3 separate regions of the Homo sapiens genome follow, and all the other regions are linked to region 3. Evidence: chromatin contacts called from ENCODE Hi-C or POLR2A ChIA-PET data. All regions are on one chromosome and are shown on one strand. The core of a region is the stretch at or near the end of the contact, and the rest is flanking DNA. Distances in the headings are between cores, read along the strand shown.

What was found. Hi-C counts contacts between places; a loop is a spot of excess contacts on that map. ChIA-PET counts read pairs that join two places held with the same protein, here RNA polymerase II (POLR2A). Pooled maps may share reads with other maps.
Region 1: a loop to region 3 is called in a pooled map, with 4 times the contacts of the local background. The contact joins the enhancer-like site here to the promoter of MCTS1 in region 3. A Hi-C loop is called at or near these places in 5 of 50 pooled maps. POLR2A ChIA-PET finds 5 or more read pairs at or near these places in 7 of 52 experiments (AG04449, BJ, CD4-positive, alpha-beta T cell and 4 more).
Region 2: a loop to region 3 is called in a map of endothelial cell of umbilical vein, with 3 times the contacts of the local background. The contact joins the enhancer-like site here to the promoter of MCTS1 in region 3. A Hi-C loop is called at or near these places in 1 of 168 maps with a recorded cell type or tissue (endothelial cell of umbilical vein), 1 of 37 single-sample maps with no recorded cell type and 8 of 50 pooled maps. POLR2A ChIA-PET finds 5 or more read pairs at or near these places in 6 of 52 experiments (A549, B cell, MCF 10A and 3 more).

What each region holds. Positions count from the first base shown.
Region 1 is chrX:120,725,141-120,728,537 of GRCh38, forward strand. No RefSeq gene overlaps it. Among named protein-coding and RNA genes, the nearest start is that of C1GALT1C1, 97 kb to the left of the region's middle. Within about 2 kb of position 1,376, at least 2 of the 41 ENCODE cell types and tissues checked have a DNase peak (open chromatin) inside an H3K27ac peak, as active enhancers do; they include OCI-LY7, where a contact is called at or near this core.
Region 2 is chrX:120,670,842-120,674,097 of GRCh38, forward strand. No RefSeq gene overlaps it. Among named protein-coding and RNA genes, the nearest start is that of C1GALT1C1, 42 kb to the left of the region's middle. Within about 2 kb of position 1,775, at least 11 of the 41 ENCODE cell types and tissues checked have a DNase peak (open chromatin) inside an H3K27ac peak, as active enhancers do; they include PC-3 and endothelial cell of umbilical vein, where a contact is called at or near this core.
Region 3 is chrX:120,601,753-120,605,497 of GRCh38, forward strand. It overlaps MCTS1 (MCTS1 re-initiation and release factor), which reads left to right and starts at 2,349. Exons shown (of 6, transcript NM_014060.3): 1 at 2,349-2,495; 2 at 3,655-3,745. The coding sequence starts at 2,485.

The sequences.
Region 1 (3,397 bases), core at 126-2,625, 120 kb after region 3:
TTAAGTGATCCTCCTGTTTTGGCCTCTCGAACTGCTGGGATTACAGGCATGAGCCACCATGCCCAGCCACCCTAGTGGCCTTTGACCAGCCTCCTTGTGCCCACCATTTACAATTTTTTATTTTTGCTCTCAGAAGATTTTTAGAAACAAGCAAGGGAAAACAGAGAAATCATTTATAGAGATGCAAAACCAAACCAAAATGAAATCAAAATTAGAGTGCTCATAAGAATTTTAAATGAAGCATGGAGATCAAATAAAATATTAAATTGGGTGTGTAGAAAGAACCAAAAGTAAATTCACCAGAAAAAGACATGTCTCACAGACAGGGTGTAACTTCTATAGAAACTAGAGTACTCAAACCAGAAGGACATTGTCTTTATACCAGAAAGACAAAAAGTCTTTTATCATCCTAGGAGGAATGTAAGGTCTCTTTTTAAGGTGGCCTTATTACCAAGTCCTGAATAAAGTCAAAATCATCTACAAAAAGAGAGAGGCTTGGCCTGACAGAAGACTCATCAGGGCAGAAAAACTAGGCTGCAGAAGCAGAGAGCTCAAAGGGCTCAAGTGAGTGCTGTACACCAGTTCCAATAATCACCAATTCCTTCGGATAGAGATCTTTTTCAGGTCCCACTTCTGCACACCATTTATGTCAACCTAAATAACAAACAGAGAGAGGCCCTCCAAAAGAAAATGATATGTATTCAGGAATAGAGCATTGCAATGTTAATATGTGTCCTAGTAAACTATGTGCGTTTTTGGGGAGGTAGATGAAGACAAAGTTTTTAAAAGAAAAATGAGGATTACTTAATTGTTTGGAGATACTTATCCTTGGCTACAAGGATCAGTAACAAGGGTGGCATCACTCCAAGGCTGGACAGGCAGCTGATGGGCAGATATCCTTGCAGAAGTATTTTTGTGTGTGTGAGGTTGTGATGGCCTTTGTGCAAGGTTGTGGTTTTTGCAGTCTTTTCTGAAAGTTCTTGTTATCTGTCATTTATGCATGAGAATCCTCCCTTCATGGTCTTCCCTGGCTCTATTTGTCATTTTTTTTTTCCACAGTGACTCCATTTTGATTCTGAGAACTTTCACAGGAGTTCCCTACTCCATCATTTTCATAGATGTCACCTGGAATTTTTTCCTTCTTTTTCATGACCTTGACAGTTTTGGGGAGTACTGGTTAGGTATTTTTTAGAAAGTTCCTCCACTGATATTCGTATTATGTTTTTCTCATAATTATGCTGGGGCTGTGGGATTTGGGAGGAACTCCACAGAAGTAAAGGGCTATTTTGACCACATTATATGACTGGTATGTACGATCAACATGACTTATCACTGTTAAGAAAAGGGGAAGTAGAATGTAGTGGTTTAGGGGTTTGGGCTCTCAAGTGAAACACATCTGAATTCAAACCCTAACTCCTCCACTTGCTTGGAGCTTTTCTGAACTTTGGAGCTTTTCTGAGCTTCAGTTTTCTCATGTGTAAAACAGATGTAATAATAGCAGCTACCTCATAGGGTTACTGTGGAGAAGCACATGAGAAGATTCATGTGAAGTGATTAACTTGATGTCTGGCACATAGTAAGTACTCAATATAGGTGAACTAGTAGAATAAGAGGATGCGTGTTTATGTGGGTAGGTGGATATATACAAGAAAAATTTATCAATTAGTATTAGGAGGACCTGAAATGATTTTTATTATTTAAAGCCATAATTTTATTGAAAGATTTGATGGGAAACCCAGAGTTCCATGGGGAGATATTAGATAATATGGGAAATTTTGTACAATGGGGCATTACTCTGGAGGACAGGCATAGATGGTTACTGTAGTTTTAGTTCCTAGGTAGCTAGGGGATAGTATAAGGAATTCCTGACATTATATTATATTTGTGGTCAGGGAGGGACCCTAGAAGAAAAGAAAGGGGTGACAACTATGTAGTAGTTAAAAGCACTACTATTGAAATCATACAAACCAGGGATCAAATCCTAGCTTTCCATTCATAGGCTTTGTGCCCTTGGGTAAAGTGACTTAACTTCTCTCAGCTCTCAGTTTCCTCATCTGTAAAATGGAGACAATAAATTGAGTAGTAAATGAAATAATCCATGTAAATGACCCAAAGCATTTGGTGTCCCATAGTGCTCAGTCGATATTAGCTGCTCTTTACTACCTTACAATCGTGACTTAGTCTGGGGACACCCAATAGAAGTCATAGGTCTTCAGATCAGAGAGGATTTTGTGCGAAGAACTGGCTTTAGGAAGCTTCGCCTTTCAAGATGGAGGATGTTTTGAGCTCCTTCTCTTTCTAGTCACAGTTTCTGGCTCAGGCCTGCTGCAAGCTGCCCTAGGGGCAGGGTGCTTTTATGATATTTGTGATGGCTAAAAATCGTTTTCTTAAAAAAAATACTTTTGATGTACAATAAGAAAGAAAATGGAAACCACATGGAAAATTTAGCCCATTCCAATACGTTCTTAGTCTCCCATTCTACATATTGCTAGGGCCTCTTCTGCAGATGATGGCTGAGAATATCCTCTGTAGAGCAATAAATCACAGAATCATTAAATGCATCCTTGCAGCTGCACCAGGGCTAGTTAGAGGCCTATTCAAGAAAAGGGCTTATGTGGAGGGGATTTTTCCTCCTTCTTTTAAAAAGCCACCTGTACCATTTTTGTCTTGGTTTTTAAGTGGATGATTTAAGATATCATTTTCTTCCTCTACTTCTATTTATGATGTACAAATAGTCCTTTGTTAATAGGGAAAGAAAAACACCACAAACTCAAATGCCAAACCTAATTAAGGCTCCTTAGAGAAAGTGTGCCTCTTTAACTTTCCAACTTCCTTTCTGAGTTAGTAATTTAGGGACTGGACAAGACACAGGTGGAAGGAATTGTTTCATCAACAGCTGGTGCAAAATCCCTCATATTCCTGGAAGTGCACCAGTTCAGGGTACAGAAATATCTGAGAGAACTAGGGCTAGTCTGGAAAGAGCATGTATTGTAATCTAAATGTTTTTCCTGTTGATTGGCAAACTCTCAAAAGTTCTTTGAGGCTAGGAGAGATAGCTTTGAGGAAAATATTGGAACCAGATCATGTAATCCAGATGTTGAAAACAAGGCCTTGAGAAAGAAAAAAAAGTCATTTTATTATAAATGAAGCCTTGAGGGGAAAATTCAATTTCTTTATAAACTAGACCTTGAGCAGGAAAAATCCTTTTATTGTAATCATATCAATTCTAGTTAGATTCACATAATGAGGCTAACTGTGCAATTTGGTGAAGATGATGATCAGCCACGTAGAATGATTTAAAGAGTTCCAGAAGCACTTTCTCTCTACAATAAAGTCATCCCTACTCAGAGGTCATAGTGCCCGATATCCCTTCATCAGTGTTTCTTAACCCTTTTTT
Region 2 (3,256 bases), core at 525-3,024, 69 kb after region 3:
GGTGATCCACCTGTCTCGGCCTCCTAAAGTGCTGGGATTACAGGCGTGAGCCACACGTGCCCGGCCATGATTTCATTTACATGAGGTACGTGGAGTAGTCAAATTCGTAGAGACAGAAAGTAGAATAACAGTTGTTGGGGGTAGAGAAGAGGGTAATGAATAGTTATTGTTTAATGGAAACAGAGTTTTAGTTATGCAAGATGAAAAGAGTTCTGGAGATGGATGGTGTTGATGGTTGCACAATAATGTGTAGGTATTTAATGCCACTAAATTGTACACTTGAAAATGGCTAAGATGAGCCAGACATGGTGTCATGTGCCTGTAGTCCCAGCTATTTAGGAGGCAGAGGTGGGAAGATCGCTTGAGTCCAGGAGTTTGAGTCCAACCTGGGCAATATAGCAAGAGCCTGTCTCTAAACAAACAGACAAAAAACATTAAAAAATGGCTAAAATGGTAAATTTTATGTTATGTGTATTTTACAACAAGTTTTTAAATGTTAAAAAATTCAGCCTTATTCTCATGGGCCCTATATTCTATTATAAGAGGCATATAATACCAAAGTAACAAAATAATATAACAAAATTATGTATATCCAAAACAATTTAAAGTTTTCATTTATTCCTCCCTCTTCCCCTAAACTTCTTTCCTCTTCCCAAAGGTAATAATTGTTATCAGTTTGGAATTACCCCCCCACGCTTTTAAAAATGCATATGGGCTGATTTGATCTTTACAAATTATATGAATGTATTAAATTATCACATGTACCTTGAAATGATATACAACTATTATGCATCAATAAAACATGTGTGTATAATGCCTATATAAATATATACTGCTGTGTTTAAAAACAATTACATAAATAGTATCATACTGTATGTGTTTTTCTCTTACTTTTTCCTCTCAGCAATATATCCTGGGGATTTTTCATGTCCATTTATACATGAAACATTCATACTAATCCACAGATGGCTGTGTCCTGGTACATTTAGCCTTTCTCTAATGAGTAGACATTTGGTATTTATCTCGTCTTTTTCTATTACAAACAATGTTCCAGCAAACATCCTTGCATCTGACTCTATGCCTCAGTCTTCAAACTTCTTTGTATAACTTGTCATCAGAAATGTGAATCTAACACTTCAGGAAGTACCAAGATTGCTATGAATATTAGTTTTTTGGACTATGGCTATATTCCAGGAAACTAATTACTTAAGGTAAATCATGAAAGAGTCCATGAATTATGGAGCTACACAAAGATATTTCACAAAAGAGTTACAGATTAGGGAAATGGAAAGGATGAAGCATGGGTGGAGAAATGAGCTGAGATAGTGGGAATAGTCCAGATAAGCTTGACTATCTTGAGGAAGTGGTCAGATTTAAATAGCAATTAGCAGTGTTTTCACTAGAGGAAAAGTAGAATATTGAGGTAAGATAGGATTATGTGGCAAACACAGGTTTGAATGTTTTGATAAATTAGGAGACTGAAGAGATGAGGCAAGGGATTTAAGTGAGGGTCTTAATGTGCAATATTGGAAATTACAATCAAAATGCCCAAACTCAAGGGGTGCACTTAGGAATGATTTGTTAATACATACACAGGCCTAAGAATCATTTTTATGGAACTCATTTCCTGTAGGGCTTTTCTGAAAGAACACTGTGCTCCTTTCTAAGCTTATTTTTCTTTGTTCTGATCGTCATTCTGCCCTTACTCGCTATGTTTGTTGCCAAGATCTAGGAGGCAAAAAATAGGCAAGAGAGCATGTCACAGTCCATGACTAGACAAGCTGTGTGACTCAGGAGGCCAAACAAAGGTCAGGGCACGGAAACCTGCCTTGGCTGTGCTCTTAAGCAAATGAATGGGTCAGTTGGCCTATCTTTTACAAAAATTTATCTGTTTATATGGCAATGTGCATTTTGTAATTGTTCTTTTCTACATGATCTTATGACATGCTGATTCTACTTCCATTATACCACTGATTTTATTCTGACTTGTATTATAGTTACTTATAATTTGAGGATGCAAAATGGTGGTGTATAGGTCACTTCTAGCCTATAGATATGCTTCATTTGGCTAACACAAGCTCACATTAAAAAATAGTTGCCAATATTTCAAAAATAGGAAGGTTCATACAAAAATATGCATTCCTGATTTCTCCTGAAAAAATGAAATCTGGCACACAGGGCCTTCATTTCCTCATAGCAACAACTGACTGGAACTGAGCAGTAGCTGCCCTTATTATAATATCAACTTGATGTTGAATCTGAAAGTTGGTTACCATTTTTCATGGAACTGACATTGTTATTCTTACAGTGACATTAGGAAAAAAAAGTGAAATACTTTTCTATGCCCAGTTTTTATAAAAGTTGGGAAACAAAAGCTAGAGTAAGGGGAGAGGACTGTTGTGCTTTAAGAATTGAAATATAGAGATGGGTTGAAAAATAGGTGAGGCTAGGAATAGAGAGCTTGGGCGAAACTGCTGAGAAGGCAGAATGACACGCACAAGGAAGTAGTTAGGTCACTTCTCTTACTAGGCTTCTCATGGGGGGCATCACTCCTAGGGCACATTGTACTGCCTCTCTGCCTTCAATTGAAATTTTCATTGAGCATCTACATCATATCAGTCACTGGGGAGACCGTGGTGAACAAAGCAGACATAGCCTCTGTTCTCATGGAGCTCACAATTGAACGGGGGAGCCAGACATTAATAAACACCATGAGGGAAGATAGGAAAGTGCTAGAAAACAAACACTAAAGAAGATTTTTCTAATTTAGCGGATCAGGGAAGTCTTCCCCGAGGAAGTGACACTTAAAATGGGGCCTGAAGAGTAAGTAGGAGTTGGTTAGGCAAAGAGGAGGGGATCAAGTTTTAAGGCAAAAGGAATAGCATGTGCAAATATCACAAAACAGGCAGGAATGTGGGACTACCGTAGATCTGACAGAGGCCAAGTGGCTATTGTTAGATAATAGAGATAGTAGCTGGAAGGGTTAACAAGGCCATACCATGCAAGGCCTTGGAGGCTATGGAAAGGATTTGTATCTTCAGAGCAGTGAGAGTCACCAAAAAGTTTTAAGAAAAATCACCATGATTTGAATTTTGCTTTAACTTTTGCTTTGGCCACCCAGCAGTGAGCTCTTATCCACAGTTATAATTCTCATTTATGTGTGTGTGTGTGTGTGTGTGTGTGTGTGTGTGTGTGTGTGTGTGTGAGACAGGATCTCACTCTGCCACCCAGGCTGGTGTGCAGTCTAGTACAGACT
Region 3 (3,745 bases), core at 1,099-3,598:
GCTTTCTGCATGCTGTTCTTGTGATAGTGAGTGAGTGCTCACGAGATCTAATAGTTTTATAAGGGGCTCTTCACCCTTTGCTCCACACACTTCTTTCTCCTGCCACCTTGTGAAGAAGGATGTGTTTGCTTCCCCTTCTGCCATGATTGTAAGTTTCCTGAGCCCTCTCCAGCCATGCAGAACTGTGAGTCAATTAAACTTCTTTACTTTATAAATTACACAGACTCAGGTATTCTAGCAGTGTGAGAATGAACTAGTACTGTGACTATAGTCAATAATAACCTAATTGTATATTTTAAAATAAGTTAAAGAGCATAATTGAATTGTTTGTAACTCAAAGGATAAATACTTGAGGGGATGGACGCCCCGTTTTCTATGATGTGCTTATTTCACATTGCATGCCTGTACATCTCATATACCCCATAAATTTATACACCTACTAGGTACCCATAAAAATTAAAAAAAAATAATCCTGCCAGTGTGGCAGTCACCACAGCTTGGGGTCTGGACATCAGTTTCACATGTTCATAATGTCAATATTCTAAATGTTGCAGAGTTGATGGATGCTGGGAATGTGGATTCTCACTAAGGATGTTCACAAGAGAGTGTTGTATAAACCAGAATGCCAATTTATTAATTTACAAATGCAAACATAATTGTTCATGCAGATTTGATTGGAACGTAGCTAATTCTTTCCCTGTGGGCAGATCTTCATGGGAAGCCAAATTATAATCAGAATATTGTTCATACCATAGAATTAAGACAAGGTGTTAGTTGGATCATTTAAATGCATAGTACTGTTTGCTATAATTGCTCTAATGGCCCGTCTCCTCAATATGGACTAGAGTATTTACTCCCTGGGGAGACTGGTGTATTTGTTTTGGATGTCAGTGCCTACCCACCCCACCTCCTGCGTAGGGCCTTTTCAGGTTTTTAAATTTTTCCATGATTTCTTGGCTGATCAAAACCCTTGATTAGGCCAGGCACAGTAGCTCATGGCTGTAATCCCAACACTTCGGGAGGCTGAGTTCGGGGAATTGCTCGAGGCCAGGAGTTCAAGATCAGTCTGGGCAACTTAGTGAGACCCTGCCTGTCTCTACAAAAAATTAAAATTCGCCAGGTGTGGTAGTGCATGCCTGTAGTACCAACTACTCCGGAGGCTGAGGCGGGAGGGTCACTTGAGCCTGGGAAGTTGCAACTCCAATGAACCGTGATCATGCCACTGCACTCCAGCCTAGGTGACAGAGTGAGATGCTGTCTCTAAAACAAAAAACAAAGTGAAACTCTTGATTGGCATAATTTTGTTTCTCTATCAGCTTTATTTTTAAAAAAATTACATAAGTAAAACATGTCTCTTTAGCTATTATCTCTTAAATCAGATTACCTTCTGTAATAATTCTATGGGAATTATTCTACGGGAGCACAGTCATTCACGCTTGTAACCCCAGCACTTTGGGATGCCAAGGTGGGAGGACTGCTTGAGCCCAGGACTTTGCAACCAGCCTGAGCAACATAGACCCCGTCTCTACAATAATAATAATAATAATAAAAATAAAAAAATTAACCGGGCATGATGGTGTGTGCCTGTAGTCCATGCTACTTGGGAGGCTGAAGTGGGAAGATCCCTTGAGCCAAGGAGGTAGAGGCTGCAAGTGAGCCATGATAGCACCACCGCATTCAAGCCTGGGCAAGAGTGAGGCCCTGTCTCAATAAAAACCCGCAAAAAACTTTGGGAGCATCGTACGGTTGCCAGTGAATAAGGTTATAAGATAAAAAACAGGATGCTCAATTAAATTCAGCTAAACAAGCGCTGTATATTTTTAGTGTAAGTATATCCAAAATATTAATGAGGTATACTTACACTAAAACAAATATTCATTGTTTACCTGAAATGCAAATTTAAATAGGCATCCTGTATTTTCATTTGCTAAACCTGGCAATCCTACCAGCACTTTAACATGAAGCCATGAGGGTTGCCTGGATTCATGCTGGTAGGTAAGCACCAATCCATTCGGTTGCCTCAGACAGGACAGAAACCATTCCCTCTAAAAAAATCGTTTACTTTGACGATAGGTAGCAACGAAGCACGGAAGAATCTTGACCCTTTGAGGAACCCGTAACTGACGCAAGTGCCATAAATGCTACTTTGATTGATTCTCCGCCCCCTCCATTCTTCTCTTCCTGCAATTGCTCTATCACTTCTTCCCTCTCAAGTCCCGCCCTTTCAGCTACCTCCAACTGCTGAGGAACCGGTTGCCTAAAAGGAGCCGGCAAAAGCGCCTACGTGGAGTCCAGAGGAGCGGAAGTAGTCAGATTTGACTGAGAGCCGTAAAGCGCGGCTGGCTCTCGTTTTCCGGATAACGACTACAGCTCCGACTGTCAGTGCCGGCCTTCCTCGTGTGAGGGGATCTGCCGGACCCCTGCAAATTCAATTTCTTTCCCATTCCGGGCCCTTCCCTATCGTCGCCCCCTTCACCTTGGATCATGTTCAAGAAGTAAGGACATGCTGTGGCCTCCATCGGCTGCTCACAAAGGCGGTGGGGTGGGGGTGGGGAAGAGGGCGAGAGCTAAGATCCTCTTTCTCTCTCCCCCGCCCCTGCCATCCTGACTCCCTAAGGTTTTCTATAGTACTATGCTCTCACTCCCAACTTGAACACTTCTTTAAGCTTTCCATCCGTAGTCCTTAATTGGGTTTCAGTCCCTCCACTCCCATTGTTTTTTCTCCTTACCCCTCTTTCTCTTTTGCCCCCTCCCCCAATTCTGTCTCCATTCCTAGGGTTCTACCAATCACATCCGTGCACTGTGATTTAGAGGCATATTCTCTGTAGCTGAGAGGGGAGCCCTGCGCTCACTGCCATATGTTTATTAGTTATGAACTGAATAAAGGAAGGCTTGACTTCCTGGGTCATGGGAGTGAAGGAGTCTGGGTGACAGGAAGCAAGCGGCCTGTCATGCCTATTGCCTAGCTGCCAGATTAACCTTGCCTTGAAAATAACGATTGCCCCATAGGCTATTCAGTGTAAGGAAGACAAAAATTCCTTGGGAACCTACTAGTGGGTTTGCCTTCCAGATTTGGTAGACGCAAAAAGCAAAGGGGGAACATGGGCAAAGGAAGGTGGGTTTTGTGCATGAAATTTTGAGCAAAAACGAATAGGGATCTTAGAAATCATTATTATCATCACTTAAAAAAAATCTCAGCAGATTACATAGCCTAGCAGGGGCCGATTTTCTATGTTATGCTTGGGTTGGTCTTTTGTATCTCAAGAATTGAGGGTTTTGTTTTCTGATCTCAGGTTTTATTATTGGTGGGAGCCTGTGTTTCTTCCTGGGTAGAATTGAATAAGATTTTCCAGGAAAGGCATTTGTGTAGCTAATTACAGATTATGGTGCAAAGTATGTCTCATATTCCTCCCCCTAACCCCAGCTAATTGCTGTATACTTGACAGTTTATTTCAATATTGTATTAAGACATTGGTTTTGTGCTGGACAGAGTAAAAGGGAGATGGTATTTTTTTTTAAAAGAACAATTTATTTCATAATTAAGTATCTAAATACTTGGTTGGGAATAAATGACTAATTAGAACAGTACCTTTAGGTATTCTGATACCTCTACTTAGAAATGCCTTTTCTTTTCTTGCAAAAATTACTTGGCAGATTTGATGAAAAAGAAAATGTGTCCAACTGCATCCAGTTGAAAACTTCAGTTATTAAGGGTATTAAGAATCAATTGATAGAGCAATTTCCA